2 separate regions of the Homo sapiens genome follow, and region 2 is linked to region 1. Evidence: chromatin loops called from intact Hi-C (ENCODE). Cell type or tissue: ascending aorta. All regions are shown on one strand. Each heading gives the region's core, and the rest is flanking DNA. Links, peaks and the distances in the headings are about the cores only.

Region 1 (6,622 bases), core at 1,051-6,050:
ATGAGAACAACATGCTCTAGGCACAACGTGGTCCTTCAGCCTGTGTCCCAGAACGAGATGTTATGTGGAGCCCAGGAGAGCCCTGCAGAGCTGCAGCTGACTTACAACCCTCTTGAGATATGAGTAATAAATAAATATTTATTGTTTCAAGTCATTGAGAGTTTCGGGCTGTTGATGCCACAGCAAAAGTTGACTAATACACTTATAAAAAAGGGTATGAAGGAAATAAAAAGTGACATCGCTCTTCTGGATAAGGTGGTTAGAGATGGTCTCTCTGGGAATGTGACAGTTAAGGAATGATGAGATGGAGCCAGTCTTGTGAGGGACACTCCAACATGGTGAACTGTAAGTGGAAAGGCATTGAGGTAGGCAAGAGTTTTGATGGAAGAGCGGCATGGGATGAGGGGGAGAGAGGTAGGAAGGGGTTAATCATACAGAGCTTGAGTTTCTTTTCTTTTTTTTTCTTTTTTTTTTTTTTTTTTTGAGACAGAGTTTCTCTCTGTCACCCAGGCTAGAGTGCAGTGGCGCAATCTCTGCTCACTGCAAGCTCTGCCTCCCGGGTTCACGCCATTCTCCTGCCTCAGCCTCCTGAGTACCTGGGACTACAGGCGCCCGCCACCATGCCCGGCTAATTTTTTGTATTTTTAGTAGAGATGGGGTTTCACGGTGTTAGCCAGGATGGTCTCGATCTCCTGACCTCGTGATCTGCCTGCCTTGGCCTCCCAAAGTGCTGGGATTACAGGCATGAGCGACTGTGCCCAGCCCAGAGCTTGAGTTTCAAGTCAGTGACAAGTAAGAAAAAAAAGATAAACCACTATATATAGCCTCATAGACCTCTGACTCAGATCCCTCTTGGCATGGCATTCAAATCAATCACTGAGGCCCAATTCCTTTCTTGGCATGAGGTCTTTGGCATGTTAGGGTACCCACGTAACATATTGCCCAAACTGGTTTTGAGAATGAAAGATGGCACTATGGATAATTACCTAGAACAAAAGATGTAAACTGGGATTGTCCCAAGCAAATAGGGATATATTGTCACCCTACTCATGGTAGCAGCTATTCATGAAACTAGCTTTTGCTTCAAGTTCCTCATTCACAACTCAATCCCCTCTGGAACTGGAATCCTAAACTGAAGCTCATTGGTAGGGGTCTGATGATTGCTAAGTTCTTGCCCTCTATGGCTGGACCCTGTTACCTGTATCCCATAGAGGTTGGCTAGGTTCTTGGTATAAATTACATGACTGTTCATCAGCATAACCTTTGGAAATTACCCACTGCCTGGAATTACCCTGTGGCCATGACTGATTCTTGCCACACCTCTGGAATAATGCATTGTCCCCACCAAACCATTCCAGGTGCTTACCCCGGCCTTTAGGCCCTCTTCATTGAGATGTTTAGAGGTCTTTCCCAAGGCCAGGCTCTGCACTGGGATTTTCATGCATTCCTCAGTGGCTGGCTGAGGAACTCATATCCCCAGCTCACAGGAAAGATTCTGATACCTTATGGAACAAAGCACAAAAAAGGCCTCCTGCCCTATGCTACTGGGAAGTAGCTGAGTCCACACTCTTGGGGCTCAGCTTTTACCTTGAAAACAGACCATAAGTTCTTTGGAAAATATACGTAGCCAGACCAAGCCACCATGCCAAAGTTGGAGCAAATATGAATCCTTCTAAAAATTGGGGGTTTGCATGTATTTTTCACTTATTAGCTGTACGCATTTGGGAGGAAGGAAGAGGGCAGGTACTTTACATCATTGAGTCTTTCCCCTCATATATAAAAATGGGATTAATAACTTCTAAATTACAGCTTTGTTGTGAAGACTCAACGCAATGAAGTTTGTGAAGGCATGGAACACAGCACTGTGCTGGGCTCAGGGAAGGTATACATTCAATTTTGGCTGAATTTGAAACAAGAGGGACATCCCCACTCTGCTGCTGATGGCTGTCTCCACGCATGCTTCTGCTTGGTGTATCTCCTAGTCTTAATCAGCCTACTAAGGCAGCAAAAGTGGTGTCTCCCCACTTCTCCCTTACCACACCCTCAATCCAGCAAGACCCCAGGCCAAAAGGTTTGCTCTTTGATCCTCAGTCCCTCCTCTCCTCAAGGAATGAACAGGTAACTCCAAGTCCAGAAGATTCTGACAAAACTCCCCATTTGCAGGAATGACTGACTGCTCGACTGCCAACTGTGACCTGGTGAGGCACCTTCTGTGAGCAGATCTGTGGGCAGATAACCTTAGAAAGGAGAGGCACTGTCAGCTGCATGGGGGTACCTGGTACTGAACAGCCCTTCACTTGAGTGTTGGATATTCTGTCAGTCTTGAGTCTCACTGTGAGATTCTGAGGAACTGTGACATGTTGGGGAACAGATGGAAGTCCTGATGACCCAGTCTTTCCATGTCCCAAGCAAAGGCTACTCAAAAGTGCTTCTCTCCTGTGAGATCCCACAGCTGCCTGCACCCAGCCCCCAGGATCCTATGAGTGATACTCGTAGCGTCCTATTCTTCCTACATGGGCAGATCCCAGATGGTCTCTATGCCCAGCTAAGGTTAGCTTCAGCTGCTCTTATTAATCTGGTCAGCCAGACACAGGTATTAGCTAGGAAAAAAGTATCTTGGCATGATGTAATCCAAGAGCTCAAGCCTTCCCATTAGCCCAGAGGAATTCAAGGAAGGGTGTGGATCACATCTTCAACAACTCAGGGGATGTTCTCAGGACTGTAGGCCCAGGTCCCTGGGTCTTTGAGGCACTCAGGGCCTGTCCTCTTCACTTGAGCCCCTGAGCTCTGTTAGAGAGCTCCATCATGCATTCTAAGCCTGTTCGTCAGAGCATCCTCACTCAAGGAGTCTAGAACTGCCATGGTCCATTCATGCCTCAGACCACCACCCACTGAAGACTGGAAAACAATACATGCTGATTGTTCTCCATGACACAAGGAAGTACATTTGGATTTTCTTCCAGGGGAAACACGATAATCCAAGGGAGTTTACAGGTAGCCTGGGGGAGCTCCCTGCAAGACCATGGGGGAGTCTGATCTAAGTCCCAGAGCAAGATGAGAGTTGATCAGGTAGCCTAGGGCCAGGAGCCTTTTCTCTGAACCCACCTCCCCTGAGTCACCCAAAAGATTGCTCTTGTACATAAGGCCTAGAGGAAGGGCCAATCAACACAAGAGGGGGTAACCCAAGGCCCTCTTAGAAAGCCAAGCCCTAGAAAAGGTATGTAGTGCCTTCCCCGAGGACCACAGAGTCTGAGGACACCCACATCACTGAGGGCTGATAGTAATGCACATATGTTCAAGTAAGATGACAAATTCACCAAGAGGCTCAAAGAACAGGGTTGGGGTATTGATAGAACTTCAAGCTCCAGCTTTTGAGCCAGCAGCTGTGAAAACAGACCCTGGCTGGGGAAACTCTGTTGGCCTCCACAGCTCTCTGAGTCAGGCATGGCAGAGCACAGTGGAGAATGCATACACACAACTTTGGATATTTTACAGAGAAAACAGAGCCTGTTGGCTTGATCCCAAAGGTGAAAGCTGAAATGAGAATGACAGAGATACCTCATTCCCCTATAAGTAGAGGTCACAGCCCAGGATTAGACTCCTAAAGCTTGACCAGTTTTCCCAGTTCCTCTTCCACGCAGGTAGCTGTGGTCCTAATATACCTTGGACCAGGACTCTTAGCTGGAATAAGGCCTTTGAACTGGGCCTTGGATTAAACTGTGTTCACAGTTTGGTTTTGGACAGATTCCTGGGTTGGATTGGACTGAAATTTTTGCCTGTGCTACAATCTTCCAAGAAGACTTCTGAAAATCTGCCAGTTGGAATGAATTTTTCTTCCTCTACATTCTGGTAGCACTTTGTGACCACATCTATGTGCAATAATTCAGAGACTGCTTTAAAATAAAAGCACATGCTTATCTTACTCACTAGACTATGAGCTCTTGGAGGGCAAGAACCATGTTTGAATCATCTTCATCACTTGCCCGGTGCTGAGTGTAATGGCCAGTACATAGTACCCACTCCCTTCCACATTTTGCTGCATTTAAATTAAATGAAAAACATCAAGTTGTAATGTGGGAGTACTGGACCATGCATCTCACTCCTTGATGGGATACCAACATGGAGGTCAACATCCCACGGACCCTGGGAGACTACAATCATCCTAATAACTGAGTTATGGCAGCTCAGCCTGGCCAACTTAATAGCAACAGCATATGAACACAACGTATCACCACATGTATCACAACCCCATGTATCTTGGCATGACACAAGTATTAGCTAGGAAAAAAGTCTCTTGGCATGATGTAATCCAAGAGCTCAAGCCTTCCCATTAGCCCAGAGGAATTCAAGAAAGGAATTCAAGAGACAAATTCAAGGGACCAAACCTCACAGAACTGACACAAAACTTTCCCCAAGCAACTGGCATACAGTATGTGTTCCATACTAGTTGTTCAGAAATATGACCTAATGTCTAGATCATCTAGGAGTTTTTTAGAACTACAATTCCTAGGCCCCATTTTGGACCTACTGAATTGGAATTTTGGGGGACAAGGCCAAGAATTTTGTATTTTAAAAGGCCTATGAGTGATTCTAATGGTTAGCTGGGTTTGGGTCTACTTTAGACCACGCAGGGCCACCAAAGACACTTCCTTCTCCTATAAAGTACCTGACTGTTTAGGCATAAAGGAAACAAGTGATGTATGTGACTCACACTGGCCTGGCAGGGAAAGTGTTGACTAATTCCTTGGACATCCTGATAGGAAATGCTGGGAGCCTCCTTCGTGAGCCATCCCTTCAGTCTGCCTGATTTCACCCTGGCCAGGTACACTGAAGAGCTGGATCCCACGGGCTTGGTTCTTACAGCCAGATTCTAAGCCAAGCCCAGCTAAGCATGATGGTACTTTGGGAAGTTCTAGTCCTACAAACTGTTGGGGTGAGATGTGTGTGGCTGCACAGAGCCAGTAACTGGTGGGCTTGTGAGAAGCCCAGCATACATATAGGCCCACTCAGTTTTAGGATCTCCCTCTCCTGCTAACCCTTCTTCAATATGTATGCCCCAGTCCAAGGACTGGGCTTCTATTCTGGTTCATGGTTTCCTCTCTAGTCTCTGCTGTGAGACTGAAGTCTCTTTTTGGAGACTGAAGCCTTTGGATGGGTCAAGGATATACTTTGCCGGGATACACCCTATTCCCTTGGGTGAGGACATGAGTCAATCCAGAATCTTCCTTCCCCCATAAAGTATCTGCCTATTTGAAAACAAAGGTAACAGGCAATGATATGACCCATACTGGCCTGGTAGGACAAGAATTGACTCCACCTCCTTGTACATTCTGAGAGGCAACACCAGCAGCCTCCTTTGTGACCCATTCCTTCATCCAGGGTCAGCTCTTTCAGCCCTGGACTCCCTCAACTCTGGCATACACTTCCCAGGCTGCCCCATGGCCCTGGGACGCTTCATAGCTATGACTAGTGCCCATTCTCCAGTACAGTAGCAGATACAGACCCTCCCCCATCCTGCTACCACCCCTGACTTTCCACTCAAGGCGACGTCCCCTTCAGATCACTGGGAGAATTCTGCAGAGCGGGCACCCCCTGCTCTGCCTGCCACTAGCAAAGGGAAACCACAGGTCTTCAGTGTTCAGGTTCTTGAGGACTGGATAACAGAGGGAGGGAGACCTGGGACTTCCTAAGTTCCCTGTTTATTTTCTGGGGCTATCTGTAGGTCAATGAAACCTTGAAAGAAGTCTAGAGAAATGAGGGGAATGTTACATTAAGCAGAGGAAGCTCACACCGATCACGGTCCCTGGCCTAATCACAAACAGTTCCCAGGAATATTATCCCTCATGCTGAGGCTGATGCATTTAAATCTTTGCTGATCCCAACTCTGGCTCTGATCATTTGAAAAAGGCAATTTCCAAGGACTCTAGCTATTGTGATCATATTTTCTGGGCCAAGGGAAATGATGTTTGAAATTGCATTTGTCCTGGAAAATCTGGGATTGTATGTTTACAGGGAACACTAGGTTTCAGCCATAGAGGGGAGGGAAAATAGAGCATGCTTCACCTGTGCATGTGGCATTGAGGTCAGGGTGGGAGGAGAAATGAAAAAAGTACCTGCCTATTTAAGAATAAAGGTGACAAGCAATGTATGCGAAGCAATGCATGTGACCTATATGAAGAAAACCATGGAGCTGTTATATTTAGAAAGACGGAAGTAGGCGAACAAAAACATGTGTCTGGATATGAGGGCTGTGTATTATAAAAATGCCTATTTTCTTCAAGTTAATTTATATTTTAACAGGAGTGCACATACAAAAATCCCAATAGGATGTTTTTTTTACTCTGACAAAATGATTCTAAAATTAATCTTGAACAACAAACAGATGAGAATAACAATGAATATTCTGAAAGAGAAAATAATTCAGGGAGGAAGGAGTTGTTTCTAGCTCTGCCAGATATTAGAACACATTATAAAACAACAATTAAAATTATTCAATACCAGTGCTAAGATAGAAATAGAGCAGCAGAACAAAGTGGTGACTCAAGAAATAGACTTAACTACATTTGAGGATTCAGTATGTAATAAAACAATTCATTTCCCTCAAATCAAAAGGGAAATGAAT
Region 2 (6,622 bases), core at 1,049-6,048, 140 kb after region 1:
GCTCCCCAAGGCTGAAGGGAAGGTGGTCCTTCCAAGGGTCACTTTTAGTGAGCTGGGTCTCACTCCAGAGCTGCCTAGGCCCCCAGTGTTACAGCTCTGTCAGTAACACTGCCTTTTGATACACGTACACCTGTAGCAGGTGGTGCCAGTGTCCTTCCTGTAATACTCGATCTTTCAGAGTGGGCCAGCTGACTGCAAGCTCCCAGTGTCTGCATCCCTGTGCTCGAAGGCTTTTTTCCCCCAATGCTAGGCCACTTTGCCCATGTGCACAGCAGGCTGGAAGGGCTAGGGAGTTAATAACCCCTCAGGAGCAGCCCTCATTCAATGACTTTCAGGAATTGGTGTATAAATACCTCAGCTCCCTCATTCCTTGGGTGGGATAATTCTAAGATCTGGGTTCTGCAGACCTGGGTTTCCTAGAGTGTCCCTGTGGGATTATGGCCCAGACCCCCATTGTGGTAGCTGGTATGACCACCCTTTATTAGCTACAGTCTCTTCCCTGTATTATGTCCCTCTTATCTGCTAGTGTCACCTGTGCTTCCTAATAGAACACTTGTGCTTGAACCCTTGTCTCAGGCCTGCTTTTGGGGAACCCAAACTTGGAAAATACCCTGGTTCCAGAGGGGCAAGAACTCCAGCATCAGACACATAATATGCCTAGGAGCAGCCCTCTTCTGGGACCTCTGTCTTGTTGGGGCATCCGGGTCACTGACTGGGTCCCCATCTCCTGCAGGGCAAGTCTCCTCTCAGGTATCCTGTCTTCCACAGGGTCCCAAATCCTTTTCCCCCAAGATGCCCCAGGTACTTCTGTGGAGAAGAGGTGCTGCTTTGCTCCTGTCAACCACATCCAACCCCAACATCTTTGAGCTTCCACTTCCACATCAGAAAAATTGAAGTAATTCTTGCCCACCTCAGTCAGTGGCCATGAGGATGAATATCAATAATCGCTACATTATTGAGTGTTACCTACATGTTGTATGTTAGATTCTCTGCTTAATGCTAATTTGAAATTGACAACAGCCCTAAGAAATATAAATTATTATTCCTGATAGCATTGTTTTAAAGCTAAAGAAACCGAGGCTCAGAGAGGTTAAATAGCTTCCCCAAATCCCGGAGCAGAGCTTTGAATCCACATCTGACCTTAGAGCCCTCTAGGCAAACAGCTTCTCATGATACAGGCACAGAGCACCTGGTGGGAATGCCTGCAGGGTGTATGGGTTTGTGGGTCAGGGGTGAAAGAGGCAGGGATTGGCCCTACATGGGGGTACTGGGAAATGGTCTGAGTCCAAGGAGGTGTGGGCCAAAATTGGTAGTAGAGCGGATGGGGATGTATGGTGGATGAAGTGACAGAGGTTTGGGAGGCTGGACCTTATATTGAGGGAATCATGGGTAAGACAAAAGGTTAGCAGCAGCAGGGCCACCCCACGGGTGGTGGCTGGGGAAGCGCGGCTTGAGGCATTCATGCAGAGCTTGAGCCCGCCCTCTGGAGAGGCAGGGGGACTTGGTGCAGGGATATGGCTTAAGTGGCCTTGGCAGAAAGGTGGCAGGCTACACTGGCCGCCCTCCAGAAAGGCTGAGAGGGGGATGCCGCATCTCATCCGGGTCCCTAGGCATGGGATGCAGGCTGTTCCCAGCCCCCATGAGTTTGTGGGGTTGTGAATATTAAACAACTTTGCAGCCAGGTCTTTCTGGGTTATGGGATGAGGGGTCTGAAGCCGCAGTGCTCAGGCATCCCAGGGCCTGGTCCTGAGCAACCAACTCCCCTCTCAACTGTAGCACCTGCTGGCACCTTGACCCAGTCCCTGATGAGATACCGTCATCTCCTCCAAGACGGAAGCAGTGGCATCTCCCCACGCTTCCCAGAACCCCAGAGTCTGGGAGGCTTGCAGGTCCCTAAATCCAAGCTGAGTTTTCTTTTGTTAAGTCACAGGATAAAGCACTTTACATATTAATCAGGTTAGGAATATGAGAGCACATATCAGGGGACTGAAATATGTAGATTTTGATGATGAATTCATGCTCATCAGAAAACCAATGAATCATCCTAACTTCATTATCAGGAATTATTTGATGGGGGAATTGGCAGAGGGGGTAGGAGGGTAAGGAGGGGAGTAGCGAGGGGGAGAGGATTTCTTGGTTCTCAGCACAGACTGTGTTCTCTTCCATCAGCACATTTTTGCAGTAGGACCATTTGTTTCTGTGACATGGGTCTTACACATGGCCACATACTGGAGGCCTCGGTGAAGCTTGAGGACATCACCTGGTGAGGTCACACCAAGATTCAGGGCAAACCAGGTAGAGAGATATAAATAACCCCACAAGTACAACTATTTTTACCATTGTTTTAAGATTACCCCAGCAGTCCCTCCTGTGACACTAACTCCCTGGGTGACTTTGGCAAGTCACATGCCACCCACCTGTGCCTCAGTTTCTTCATCTGGCGAAGGAGAATGATGGCTGTGGAGCAACAGGGCTTTCAGGACTGGAACCAAGAAGAGGGGTTGAACTCCCAACTTCCAGGCTCCCTATGAGCTAGGCACACTTTGAAGTGTGAGGATCTGGCTGAGAAGGAGCAAACATGGGCAGACACTCTACTGACTGGGAGGAGGCATCTGCCATTTTAAATAGGTGATTGGGGAAGGCCTCACTGTGCATATGATCTTAAAGGTGGCACCTGAAATAGGGGAGGGAGTCAGATGTGTGGATATCTCAGGGGGAGAGGATTCCAAGCAGAGGGGAAAGCACGTGCAAAGGCCCTGAGGTGGGAAGAGCACGCGTGGCATCTAAGGACCAGCAAGGAAGCCATTGTGGCTGGGGAAGGGAATAAGAGGGAGGGTAGGAGAAGGTAAGGTCACAGAGGCCGTGGTGGAGGGGGCAGGGTTACAGGGGGCAAGCCTGTAAAAGAGGGTATTCAGGCCAAAACAGTATTGTGGAAAGGTGAGAAGATGAACCAGAAGCTAAAGTGGCTCCTCTATGGGGTAAACTGAGGCACTGAGGCACAAGCAATGAGGAGCCAGGACAGGCAGACAGGTGAGGAACACCACATGAAGTAGGGTTTATGTGGATTCAGATCCTGCTGGAGCCAGGTGCTGCTGTGACCCTCTCATGTGAAGTCTACAAACGCCGGCTCAGTGCTAGGTGGCCAGCAAACATTGAAGGTGGTGGAAACAGATCTGGATCAGACATGAAGAGCTTCGATTCTGCCCTGGCTCTGCCACATGTTTGCTGAGTGATGCTGGGACTCAATTTCCTCATCTGTGGAATCTGGCAACTGGACAAAACACTTTCTGTTGAACTTTCTGGAAGCCAGATTATTTTATTTCTCCAGGGCTTTCTTTCCTGGGGTAAACAAGCTGCTGCTGCTGTCTTTAACAATGCAAGTAAAAACCTGTGGGTTCATACTGTGTATGTCCACATCATGACTGAGGTCAAGAGGTCACCCCTCCTGCAGCCAGCACTGCTTCCGTGGGGAGCAACTGAGGACACAGCCGGGTGACAACAGAGCCAGGAGTCTCAGCCTCACTGTACTGTGGAATCACCCAGGCACTACCAGGGACAAAATGAGCTCAATTCACCTGAGATGGGGAGCGGCAACAGCTCACTCCAGGGAACCTCACTGAGCGTCTTTGAGGGAAATACAAAATGAGTTGATTCAGGTTTGATAAACATGTATCAAGGGCCCTCCATGGGCAAGGTGGTTCCACAAATGTTATCTCCCTCAATTCTCCCAGAGACCCGACGGAGGAGGTATTTCCCTCCCATTTTGCAGATGAGGAAACCAAGGTTCAGAAGTCAACATGGCTTGTGAGTGTGGGTGTAAGGTGGTCTCAGTCAAGACCCTGGGTTCCTAGTCACTTTGTAATATTGCCCCAATTAAACCCTTATCCTGATCCTTGGAGTTAGATTGAGAGAGGAGGACATTGAGGTTCAGAGAGGTGAAGGGACTTGCCTAAGGTCACACAGACATTACATGGCAGAGATGGCATTTCCTGCCAGCTCATGGAGTCAGGTTGCTAAAAAATGCTATTACTATTTCTCTTGCAGTCATGATAACCAAACATCCCACTCCCCAACAGCCCATCTGAGTTGCGGTTCTTGTTGAAGGGATATCGTGGAGTCATTGCCAGACTCCGAAGAGATAAAGCACTGCAAATTGAATGAGAAAATCTATTTTCACATCCTGATGAAGACATAGCTGACAATGAAAGAGTGAATTGTTTTAGACAAAAACACAACCCCCTGCTTTTTCCTTTTTTAAAAAAACTTAAGAGTTACAGCTTTAGAAAAATAGGAGCAGCTGACTATCACAGATAAAAATGCCCTTTTGCCTAATTGGATCTTTAATAAGGAATCCTAATTAATCCCCCTGAATAAAGAACTTTTACACTGGTGTTATCTCAGCCCCTGTGCTGATGGGGCTGGTTATTTCCAGACACAGAATAATGAATCTTTTCCAGCCGGGGCTAGGAGTCGCCAGAGACTTGTCAACTTCCCTATGAAGGTAATTACTTGCTAAGGCACCAGGGGAATGTGGGGCTGGGGAAAGGGTAATTACAAAAAGAGGGACTGAGGGCATTGAGGGGGAAGCTTAGGAGGGCACTGTTGAGCCAGGGCTGAAGGAAGCTTGGCAACTGTGAAGGAAACCGCTGGTGGAAAGATGGAGGCCACGTCAGCGTCCAGGATGTCATTCCCAGCTCAGAGTGAGGCCTGAAGGACACTTGCCCTCATGTGAAAAATGTCACTTGATGGAGCTTGACAGATTCCAATAATTGTGAGAGCCAAACAGACAGCAAACAGAAGTCAGGAAGCAGGCCTGCCTGTGACTCTTCCTGGTCGGTGCAAAGGCTGGGCTGTCATTGCCCGGAGACCTCTGTGGCATCCATAAAGACAACACTAAATGAAAAGGGTTATCTGGACAACTCAGGCCACAGACCAGCAACGAGAAGGACGTGACGGATGTGGCTAAATGACACGGGCCATTTATCTGCATTGACAGGGCTCTCTTGAAAGGGGAACGCTGATGGCAGTCTGTCCCACGCTCACCAGGGCTGGCATCTAGGGAGCTGGCAGGATGTGGGAGCCAAGGCCTCGATGAGCCTGGCTATCTGTGAAGCCAGCCCACATCAACCAACCACAGCCCAAGGCCCAAAAGCAGCCCCAGGGGGAAGAAGCTGAAGCCAATGGCATAGGCCCAGGGCCATCTCTCCAGGATACCCAAGGTCTCTTTCCAACCTCCAAAATCCAGAGGGGCAGAAAGAGCAGAGGTTGGGAGGCAAAGGGCCCTGGCTTCAGGCTGCAACTTCCTAGCTCTGTGACCTTGGGTAAATGACCTCACTGAGTCTCGGGTTCTCAGAGTTGCTTAAAGGCACAAAGGAAAAATCAGTGTAGACTCCTGGCATGTCGTTGGTACCCTACACATAGTAATTGTATTTTCTTCCTTAAAACCCTCTCAGTTCCAGAAAAATCACCTTAGGAGGCAGATCCCACTGGAAGGGAATCTGTGGGGTTGGATTTATATGTGAAAAATTAGGAGGTCTCTGTACACCAATCTGCATGTTCCCAGCAGGTTACAGTGAGGGTGGTGAGGACCCATCACCTGCCTTATAAAACTAGGGCAACTGAAGTTCAGAAAGCTAAGTGACTTGCTGTGAGAGAAGAGTAAAAGCCATTATTGTTCAACCCCGACTTTCCCCATGTGCCCTTCAGGGTACTGCCAAATGGCCCTGGGACCTCAGGGCTGCCTGGCCCAAGGAGACATGACAACCTCTTGCTGTGGCCTCTGCCTCGGTCAGCCTGAAGCTGCCTCCCTGACTTATCAACTGCAGAGGCCAAGACCCACAGGACCTTAAACCTCTGAAAGAAGCTGTGTGTAGCTGTCTGCACGGAGCATATGCTGGGAGGCTCTGGGAGCAGGGTGAGAGGGGCAGGGGAGGAGGGGAGGAAAGCCCTTCCAGGTGCTGTAACCATGAAAGGGCAGAAGAAGGACACAAGCTGGATTTACAAGCTGGGAATCTGGGGCTGTTCAAAGTCTTCTGTGCCCAATTATTTCTTATAACTGTATGAAAGGCCTTGAGAGGGTCAGAAAGTTAACTGAGGTCACACGATTAGTTGGTAGCAGAATTGGTATTTGAACCCAACATTGAGTCCAAATGCTATCTATGCTCCATGGTGCCCTCCTTGGTGTCAGGAAAGAAAATGAATTAGATCCCAGAGGAGCAGAAGAGAAAGAGGGGTAGATCAGGATTTAGAGTCCAGATGATGGGGATCCAATTTCTGGCTCGGACACTTACTAGCTATATTACATCAGGTTTCTTAATCTCTTTATGATAATATTATTATTTTACAAGAGTTTTGTGGCTGGGCGCAATGGCTCACGCCTGTAATCCCAACACTTTGGGAGGCCATGGTAGGTGGATCACCTGAGGTTAGGAGTTCAAGACCAGCCTGGCCAACATGGTGAAACCTTGTCTCTACTAAAAATACAAATAAATTAGCCAGGTGTGGTGGCAGGCACTTGTAATCCCAGCTACTGGGGAGGCTAAGGTGAGGAGAATTGCTTGAACCCGGGAGGCAGAGGTTGCAGTGAGCTGAGATCATGCCATTGCACTCCAGCCTGGGCAAC

Evidence for each region. Hi-C counts contacts between places; a loop is a spot of excess contacts. Peaks named below come from ENCODE experiments on the same cell type or tissue, not always from the same donor. Only the 100,000 strongest peaks of a DNase experiment are listed, where the experiment ranks them.
Region 2: it touches region 1 in a loop (3-fold over the local background); 5 of 110 quality-filtered maps call a loop at or near these places.

Annotation. Positions count from the first base shown.
Region 1 is chr1:33,758,861-33,765,482 of GRCh38, forward strand. All of the region lies in intron 13 of CSMD2 (CUB and Sushi multiple domains 2), which reads right to left. Among named protein-coding and RNA genes, the nearest start is that of HMGB4, 100 kb to the right of the region's middle. In ascending aorta, for the core only: no CTCF peak of the experiment used is centred there; a DNase peak (open chromatin) is centred at 3,401; H3K27ac peaks cover 4,033 bases.
Region 2 is chr1:33,894,140-33,900,761 of GRCh38, forward strand. The region is part of intron 5 of CSMD2 (CUB and Sushi multiple domains 2); the gene reads right to left. Among named protein-coding and RNA genes, the nearest start is that of CSMD2-AS1, 28 kb to the left of the region's middle. In ascending aorta, for the core only: no CTCF peak of the experiment used is centred there; a DNase peak (open chromatin) is centred at 3,502; H3K27ac peaks cover 2,124 bases.